Regions from separate parts of the Homo sapiens genome. Here region 2 is linked to region 1. Evidence: read pairs that join two places in POLR2A ChIA-PET (ENCODE). Cell type or tissue: OCI-LY7. All regions are shown on one strand. Links, peaks and the distances in the headings refer to the core of each region. The heading gives the core; the rest is flanking DNA.

Region 1 (4,258 bases), core at 1-4,000:
GTGTGTGTAAAGGTCACCATTGCTGGCGTAGCGGCCGTTCTGGATCCTGTGCTCTGGTGTTCTGTGTCTGGATCCCGTGCTCTGGTGTTCTGTGTCTGGATCCCGTGCTCTGGTGTTCTGTGGTAGAACGCACAGCGTCGTGCGAGTGCACGTTCGTGAGGAGGAAACACGCCTTGGACAAAGCCTGCAGCCAGGATCAGAAAGCGTAAATAAAGCAGGTGTCCGCTTTTAGCAGGAAGTCATTTAGGTGAAGTTACTCTATCTCAATTAACAAAAACTAGAGTGGCTTGGCCGGGTGCAGTGGCTCATGCCTGTAATCTCAGCACTTTGGGAAGCTGAGGCACGTAGATCACTTGAGGTCAGGAGTTTGAGGCCAGCCTGGCCAACATGGTGAAACCCCATCTCTACTAAAAATACAAAAAATTAGCCAGGCGTGGTGGCAGTCGCCTGTAATCCCAGCTACTTGGGAGGCTGAGGCAGGAGAGTTGCTTGAATCCAGGAGGCGGAGGTTGCGGTGAGCCGAGATCGTGCCACTGCACTACAGCCTGGGCAACGAGAGCAAAACTCCATCTAAAAAATAAAAATAAATAAAAACTAGAGTGGCTTTAATGTGCGAGCCTGAATGCAAAACGCAGCTCACCGCCTCTACCTGGAGATCAGGAACCCCGGGCCACACAGGGCCATACGCTGGGTCTCTGTGGGATCCAAAGCCCCTGTGGGTTGTGTTGGGGGACAGCAGCTCCTGGGCTTTCCCCGCTAACTGCCACCGTTGCTTGTGTTACAGCGCGTTCCTTCACCTCGGGCAGAATAACTTTGCAGAAGCCCACAGGTTCTTCACAGAGATCTTAAGGATGGATCCAAGAAACGCAGTGGTAAGATCCCCAAGCTGCAGGATCCTCCATCCTCTGCCTTTCACAGACGCTAGAAACATACACCCACACACGTCTCAGCAGGGGCCTGCGCTCTCTCTCTCCAGTCCACCAGCTCCAGGCAGTGGCTGTGGCCCTTAGGGGAAGTGACCCAACAGGGCCACCTAGGCTCTGCCCAGCAGCTCTGCACCACCCCCAGGCCCCTAACACGGCCCAGCACGCAGCCTGGAATGGGCGGGCGTCTGTCCTGGTTGTGTGGGCCAACCCTGGGCGTGTGCTCCTCCCTAGGCCAACAACAACGCTGCCGTGTGTCTGCTCTACCTGGGCAAGCTCAAGGACTCCCTGCGGCAGCTGGAGGCCATGGTCCAGCAGGACCCCAGGCACTACCTGCACGAGAGCGTGCTCTTCAACCTGACCACCATGTACGAGCTGGAGTCCTCACGGAGCATGCAGAAGAAACAGGCCCTGCTGGAGGCTGTCGCCGGCAAGGAGGGGGACAGCTTCAACACACAGTGCCTCAAGCTGGCCTAGCTGCCTCCAACACACTACGTCAGAAGGACCCGGGTCTTTGAAACTGTGTCTTGAAGCTAATGTATTAATGTGACATGGAGGAACTCAATAAAACTCCTGCTTCACTGGTGTCTGCTGCGTGTCTTCTTGGTCCCAAGCCACGGCCCAGCCCAGGACTTCCCCGCAGTTGGTCGGCGTTCAGCCACGCAGTCCCTGCAGCTGGGTCACTGTTCATGAATGCAAGGGGCAGGCGTGCTGGGAGGACACAGCTCGTAGACAGGAAATCTGGAGTCAGCCTCGGGGCCTCTGTTCTGGAGGCCAATCCTGCTTTGCTCGTTCCTTCTGGACATCCTCAGAGAAAAGCTGGGAGGTGTGGAGACCCTCTCGCCGTGCACCTGCACGTACAGGGAGATTTACAACAGGGAAGACACCCCCCACAGATCGCCGCTCATGCTCCTCTTGCCCTCCCCACACACCCAAAACTAAGTGCGTTGGTCTTACCCATCCGAGTCTCCTCCAGCCTGATGCCAGCCAAACGACCCCTGCCAGCCTGGCGGTGGAGGAGAGGCCATCACTGTTTCTCCCATAGTTTATACGTCCACGTGGAGAGTGAGCTGAGTGGAACAGGAAGCACGACGCATAATGAAGCACAGGAAGAGCGCGTAAAACGCAGGCAGGCAGGGGCTGGGGGTGGTTTTGAAGCCAGACACGTGTTTTCATGTGTTCTCTCATGCCTGAAAGGCCTTTTGCCCTTACGTTTACACAGTTATTCCTGCTTTTGAAGAACTTAAAGTACCTGAAAATGTCTTCACTTTACGAAAGAACTCTGCCAAGGGTTCTCTAAATATCTAGCTTTGTGGATAGTTTTAAATATAATTCATTTTACAGACTGTGATATAAACATTTGCACAAAGCGAAGCCATATTTCTGTTAATTTTTGTAATAGAGTAGAAACATACAAACACTGCATCTACCAGACAGTCTCAGCCCATTTGCTGACATCTAGATTAATTATGCATTAAAAGAAAAGAAAAAAGAGGTGAGACAGCCAAAAGGACTGTTGGACACCAAGGAGGTTTCAAGATCTTTCTCTTCAAAAAGAGAACTGAAACTATTGTTAAGCCCAGAAAGATGAAGATGTAATTAGAAGCCCTCCACCTTGAGGGTCTTCCTTCAAATGTGACTTCAGGGATGAAGTGTAAGGCTCTTCCTCTGCTCCAACCTGGCACCTTACTGCAGGCATCTTACAGGATTTGCCAGAGGATTATGGAGCCCGTCCTTTACAGGCTCGGGGCTCAGAGCTGTCCCCGGCCAGTTGTGCGGGAAAGCAGACAGCAGTGCCCAGGCTCCAGCTAGACATGAGCCCGGCAAATCAGAAACAGAGATCAAAGTTCCCTAGTAAGCTGGTAAGCCTAAATCCACCCTCCCTCCCAAGCCCCACCCCCATGCTGCTGGCATGAGGCCAGGCCAGGTGACAGTATCATTGCCTCGTTTCTTGCCTGGATTATTTCTTCCTGGTTTTTTTGTTTTTTTTTTTTTTTTTTTTTTTGAGACAGGATCTTACTCTGTCATCCATCCAGGCTGAAGTGCAGTGGTGCAAACATGGTTCACTCCAGCCTCAACCTCCTGGGATCAAACGATTCCCCACTCTCAGCCTCCTGAGTAGCTAGGACCACAAGTGTGCTCCACCACGCCCAGATTTTTTTTATTTTTATAAAGATGGGATCTCACTATGTTGCCCAGGCCAGTCCCTAACTCCTGGCCTCAAGTGATCCTCCCACCTCGGCCTCCCAAAGTGCTGGGGTTACAGGTGTGAGCCATGGTGTCCAGCTAATTTTTTTTTCCTACTGCCTGTATGATTGCAGAATTTTTTGTTTTGTTTTGCTAGAAGAGGAAAACGGTGCTGTGAGTGTCTATAACGTCTGGGACAATTGTAGCTTATCTAGTTTACACTTAGCTTTTCTTTATGTTAAAAATAAATTATACATCCCAGAAATCTTTTCTAGAGCCAATTGAAGTGAATGGCTAACGATCAGAAAGCTTATTTTCTAACTGGAAAATGGGAACTCGCTGAGTTGATGATGGGCTCACAACTGTGGAAATGCCCACCCTGGAATGCACAGTGGAGAATGAAGAAGCCAGTAACCCTGATGGCATCGTTACCGAATGGCCAGGGTGTGCCAGGCGGCAAGGGTGGATTTGCTCCCTGAATGATCCATCCAGCTGAATCTTGAGTCATTCCGCGTTTGCCACGAGGGGCAGTGTTAGATCAGTGGTCCTCAAAGTGGGGTCCCCGAAGCAGCAGCACCAGGTTCTCCTGGGAACTTGACGGAAATGCACATCCTCAGCCACATCCTCTGATCACAGAGGAGTCAACTGCTGGGGCCTGGGCTGGGCCGGCCCGACAGTGTCGTCTGCACCGCCCTCCAGGAGCTTCTGGTGCTCCTGCAGGTGTGAGAACGCATGTCAGACGCCGGAGGCCACAGACAGAATTCCAGTTACACAGCAGGCGTTGGAGCCCATGGGCATCGCCATCCTGCCTTACACTGCTGGCCTCTTCTATGCCCCCTCGAGGATTGTGCCCCCACTTGTTCTCTCTGCCTGGACCCCTCCTGGCATGCACCTTCCTAGTCCCTATTCAGTGTCACCCCCTGAAGCCTGCCCTCAACCCCAGGACAGTGCAGCCCCGTCCACACTCCCCTTACCTCTTGTCCTGGACCCACACAGGCTCCGCAGCACCTGCTCCTGGCACGGCCCCACAGTTGCAGTACTTGGGCTGGAGCTGCCGCCATGAGGTCCTCCTTCAAACACCCAGTTCCAGCGTTCCCCGGGAAGCTTCCCATGCCATCTTGTCACGTCTTGCACCCAGCACCGAGGGT
Region 2 (4,506 bases), core at 321-4,320, 170 kb after region 1:
AATGGCCCCACCACCTCTTCCATTCCTGACAGACGCCACTGCGCCCTTCAGCTCCCCTCAGCCCTGCAGTGCCCCCAAGCCATGGAGGCCTGCTGGCCATCCCCACCATCTTCCTCAGATGTTCTAGCTTTTCTCACTGCACGCCCTCAGCCAGACCTGCTTCCCTGGTTCCCAACCCTGCCCTGGGCTGCTTCCCACCCCTGCACCTCCATTTCTCTTCCCCCTACAGCTGGAGAGGTTTGAAATACATGTGTCTGCCCTCCCTCCACTCCTGTGGAGGTCCTTCCCTGCTCCCCCTGCCTTTAGGATGAAGTGGGTGATGGTTATTGCGGCCTCAAAGGCCCGTGGGGCACGTTTGTTGAGTAAAATGTGCATTTCCGGGGAGGGGTCCTCGCCTCTCTTCTGAGTCCGAGTCCTCATCCAGCGTTTGTAACGCGTGGGCCTGGCCCCCGCAGGCCTCCCATGTGAGTGCAGCCAGCTGCGCAAGGCCATCGGGGAGATGGACAACCAGGTCTCTCAGCTGACCAGCGAGCTCAAGTTCATCAAGAATGGTATGTGGCTCCCGGCGCCGCCCTCGCTCCCTCCCACCTCCCAGCCCTGTCCTGAGCCCCCCGGCAAGGGCTCTGCCGTGCCCACGCCTGCCCTGCCTGCCCTGCCGGCCCCTGCTGCCTGTGGCTGTGCCTTAAGTTTGTTGCACACATACAAGTGCTCACTTTTCAACCCTGCCTTACCCCACAGCTGTCGCCGGTGTGCGCGAGACGGAGAGCAAGATCTACCTGCTGGTGAAGGAGGAGAAGCGCTACGCGGACGCCCAGCTGTCCTGCCAGGGCCGCGGGGGCACGCTGAGCATGCCCAAGGACGAGGCTGCCAATGGCCTGATGGCCGCATACCTGGCGCAAGCCGGCCTGGCCCGTGTCTTCATCGGCATCAACGACCTGGAGAAGGAGGGCGCCTTCGTGTACTCTGACCACTCCCCCATGCGGACCTTCAACAAGTGGCGCAGCGGTGAGCCCAACAATGCCTACGACGAGGAGGACTGCGTGGAGATGGTGGCCTCGGGCGGCTGGAACGACGTGGCCTGCCACACCACCATGTACTTCATGTGTGAGTTTGACAAGGAGAACATGTGAGCCTCAGGCTGGGGCTGCCCATTGGGGGCCCCACATGTCCCTGCAGGGTTGGCAGGGACAGAGCCCAGACCATGGTGCCAGCCAGGGAGCTGTCCCTCTGTGAAGGGTGGAGGCTCACTGAGTAGAGGGCTGTTGTCTAAACTGAGAAAATGGCCTATGCTTAAGAGGAAAATGAAAGTGTTCCTGGGGTGCTGTCTCTGAAGAAGCAGAGTTTCATTACCTGTATTGTAGCCCCAATGTCATTATGTAATTATTACCCAGAATTGCTCTTCCATAAAGCTTGTGCCTTTGTCCAAGCTATACAATAAAATCTTTAAGTAGTGCAGTAGTTAAGTCCAAATAGTGGCAATGGGGTCTTGAATTACTACCTTTTAATTTCTATATGGAAAAGAACTCACTTTGACCAACACTTCTGTAAATTACATTACAATATAGGTTCCTTCACACTATTATCCATGTAAAAACAATTTTGCTTTGCTTCAAACCCAGATTTCAGGAAAACAACAACAAAATTCTCCAAACTTTACTACTAAATGTGTGGAGTCATTTTGTTCTCTTAATTTTTTCAATAGCTGTATTAGTTATCTTTTATTTTAATTAACTTTTGTAGAGGTGAGGTCTTGCTATGTGGCCCAGGCTGGCCTTGAACTCCTGGGCTCAAGCGATCCTCCCACCTCTCCTGAATAGCTGGGACTGCAGGCAGGAGCCACCACACCCGGCTTGTATGAGTTATTTATTGCTGCCTAACAAATTACCCCAAAACTCAGTGGCCTAAGAAAGATTGATTACCTCCCAGATCAGGAATCGGCACAGGGCTTAGCTCAGTCTTCTACTTCAGGGCCTCTCCCAAGCTGGAACCAAGGTCACTCCTCGTGTGGTTTGTGCAGAGCTCAGGTCCTCCTGGGTTGTTGGATGGAGGGCCTCAGTTTCCCACCAGCTGTGGGTCACAGGCTCCCGCAGTTCCCTGTCACAGGGGCCCTTCCCCTGGGCTGCCCACAACATGACAGCACCTTCCTCAGAGCAGCCCAGGAGAAGAGCCGAAGAGAGAAGCCGCAGCCTTTCCTAAGCTCACCTGGACATATCCTGCTGTCTGCATCCATTTGCGTTGCCACAAAGGAAAACCCGAGGCTGGGCAACAGATCAACAAAGAGGTTTATTTGGCTCACGGTTCTGCAGGCAGCACCAGAAGCGTGGTGCCAGCATCTGCTCCTGGTGAGGCCTCAGGCTGCGTCCACTCTCAAGTGGAGGGGGAGGGAGAGCCGGCACTCACAGAGATCACATGGGGAGAGGGAAGCCACGAAGAAAGAGAGGGAGGTGCCGGGCTGTTCTGCATAATCAATCAGCTTAGGGAACTAGCAGAGTGAGAACTTGCTCACTAGGGTAAGGACTGAGGACAGCACCCAAGATACTCATGAGGGTTCCGCTCCCGACCCAAACACCTATTTGGCCCCACCTCCACCATGAGGGTCACATTTCAACATGAGATCTGGAGAGGCCCAACAGCAAACCACAGCACGTGCCTTCCCTCTGTGGTGCTCTACCAGCTTGAGGCGAGGCACCGGGTGCAGCCCATACATGGGGGTGAATACCAGGGGGTGGGGACCACTGGGGGTCAGTTCAGAAGCTGCCTGCCACAGTACCTCATGGTTTTTTTTTTTTTGTATTTCAGAATCCCAATAAAAATAACAAGTATCTTCATTTTTAAAATAGAACACACGTACATGTACATTCCCTCCCAGCTGGTGTTGTGGGGCGAGAGGGAGCTGTGGAGCTGGCTCCCAGGGGTGGGTGTATTTGTGCACATCCTGTGAGGGAGGCCCCGACGGCCCTTTGTTCTAAGTTATCTATTCTGGGTGTTTGTACAGTGAAATGCCTTGGAAGATAAAGATAGTGTCTCCCTTCCCTGTCTCCCCACCGGAGAAAAGGGCAGGTTTGCCCGCAGCCTTGGAAAATAGAGTGTCTCGTTCTGTGGCAACAGGCAGGCATGGTTACTGTCCAGCATAATAAAGATGATGTCTCCCTCCAGGAAAGAGTGCAGGCATGTGTACTACCTGCTAGAGAAGAACCGGGTTCCCTAGGCTCAAGGGTCCTCCCTGTAACGGACCCACTGCATGTGCGGGTGCTGTCTGCCTTCTTCCTGAACCCCTGAAGGGAGTGGAGCCCAGGATACTGGTGCAGAAATGCCAATACCCCAGCTATGGCTGTTGCTGTAAGTAACAAAGTCCTTTATCTCTGACCCAGAAGTCTCATGTCTTCAGCCAGCACCCATGAACCTGGGACTGTAAGTAGGGTAAAATCTCAGGCCTTTCACAGTTCTTGACAGGAATTTCTTGATATCTCCTTGAATTTAATTCTCATCTCATTGGAAGGACATAGCAAACAAGTTTATTCCGGACCTGAGTGGTCCCTGGTTTGTTTGGATGGGAAGAGGAGCACCTTGTCTTCATGGAGCAGGTTCCAGGGAATGATGTACAGCTGGAGAAGCAGGTGCCGCTGCCTCGCCTGCTGGAAGGGAGCCCGTCAGAGCGACCAGGCTTTTGCTTCATTGGCGCAGACTCTGTGTATGAGAGATGGAGTCTTCCTACTGGTGCGTATATCCTTCTGGTGCTTACAAGCTACTGCAGCCATTAACTCACCCCTCTATCTGCTCACCCATGCATTCATTTACTAAGCAGTCAGTTTGAATATTTCTCCGTTTCTGACTCTGTCAGACCCATGGTTTTCTGTGTGGCAGTTCCAACAATGCCTGGAGTATAGCTGAAGAATTGGGGGATGCTGCTGTGTTTGTGTGTTGGGGGGCCAGGCTGTGTGTGGGGAGGGTTGTCACTGAGCAGGTCATCTCACTGAATGGGCAAGTCCTCAGTGGTCCCCACTTCTGGTCTCACAGGCTGTGCCCTGCTGTCCATCATCCCCGTGAGGACGCAGAGCCACTCCCTCAGCCCCCGCACCCCTCATCCCCCCATTGCCTCTGAACTCTCTGGTTCGCTGAGGTGGCCTTGAAATATAGGGCCCCAGACAGGCTGCAGGGGTTGCGCGTGTGATGACACAGGGACCATGTGAATGTAATTGGTAATATGTTCAACGCGACACACACATACGTCTAAGAAGCAAAAATCCTCCTTTACTTCAGTCAACTTTGCTCTAGTTGAGGGTCAGTCTTTCTAGGCCTTTTTCAAGAGCATGCACACACTCACACACACACACATACACACACGATTAAAACGTATCTGGAGAATGCCTCGGGGGTGGGCATTCTTTCTCACCTTCTTCATCAGCAACCTGTCTTGGGGCAATTCCCATGCTGCCCATGGGGCCTGCCTGCTTCTCCCATCCTGCCGCAGAGTATTCCAGAGTGTGGCCGCTGGGGGTTACTCAC

The links. ChIA-PET counts read pairs that join two places held together with the same protein. Peaks named below come from ENCODE experiments on the same cell type or tissue, not always from the same donor. Only the 100,000 strongest peaks of a DNase experiment are listed, where the experiment ranks them.
Region 2: POLR2A ChIA-PET joins it to region 1 with 5 read pairs; 5 of 35 experiments call an interaction of 5 or more read pairs at or near these places.

The regions. Positions count from the first base shown.
Region 1 is chr2:3,478,062-3,482,319 of GRCh38, forward strand. It overlaps TRAPPC12 (trafficking protein particle complex subunit 12), which reads left to right. Exons shown (of 12, transcript NM_016030.6): 11 at 785-872; 12 at 1,158-1,504. The coding sequence ends at 1,400. TRAPPC12-AS1 (TRAPPC12 antisense RNA 1) reads right to left here. Exons shown (of 2, transcript NR_046720.1): 1 at 4,085-4,258; 2 at 532-3,824. It also overlaps the pseudogene LOC112268321. Among named protein-coding and RNA genes, the nearest start is that of TRAPPC12-AS1, 3.1 kb to the right of the region's middle. In OCI-LY7, for the core only: no CTCF peak of the experiment used is centred there; DNase peaks (open chromatin) are centred at 2,070, 2,500 and 2,800; H3K27ac peaks cover 2,091 bases.
Region 2 is chr2:3,642,989-3,647,494 of GRCh38, forward strand. It overlaps COLEC11 (collectin subfamily member 11), which reads left to right. Exons shown (of 7, transcript NM_024027.5): 6 at 456-551; 7 at 739-1,656. The coding sequence ends at 1,130. It also overlaps a transcript of ALLC not described here. Among named protein-coding and RNA genes, the nearest start is that of ALLC, 13 kb to the right of the region's middle. In OCI-LY7, for the core only: no CTCF peak of the experiment used is centred there; no DNase peak of the experiment used is centred there.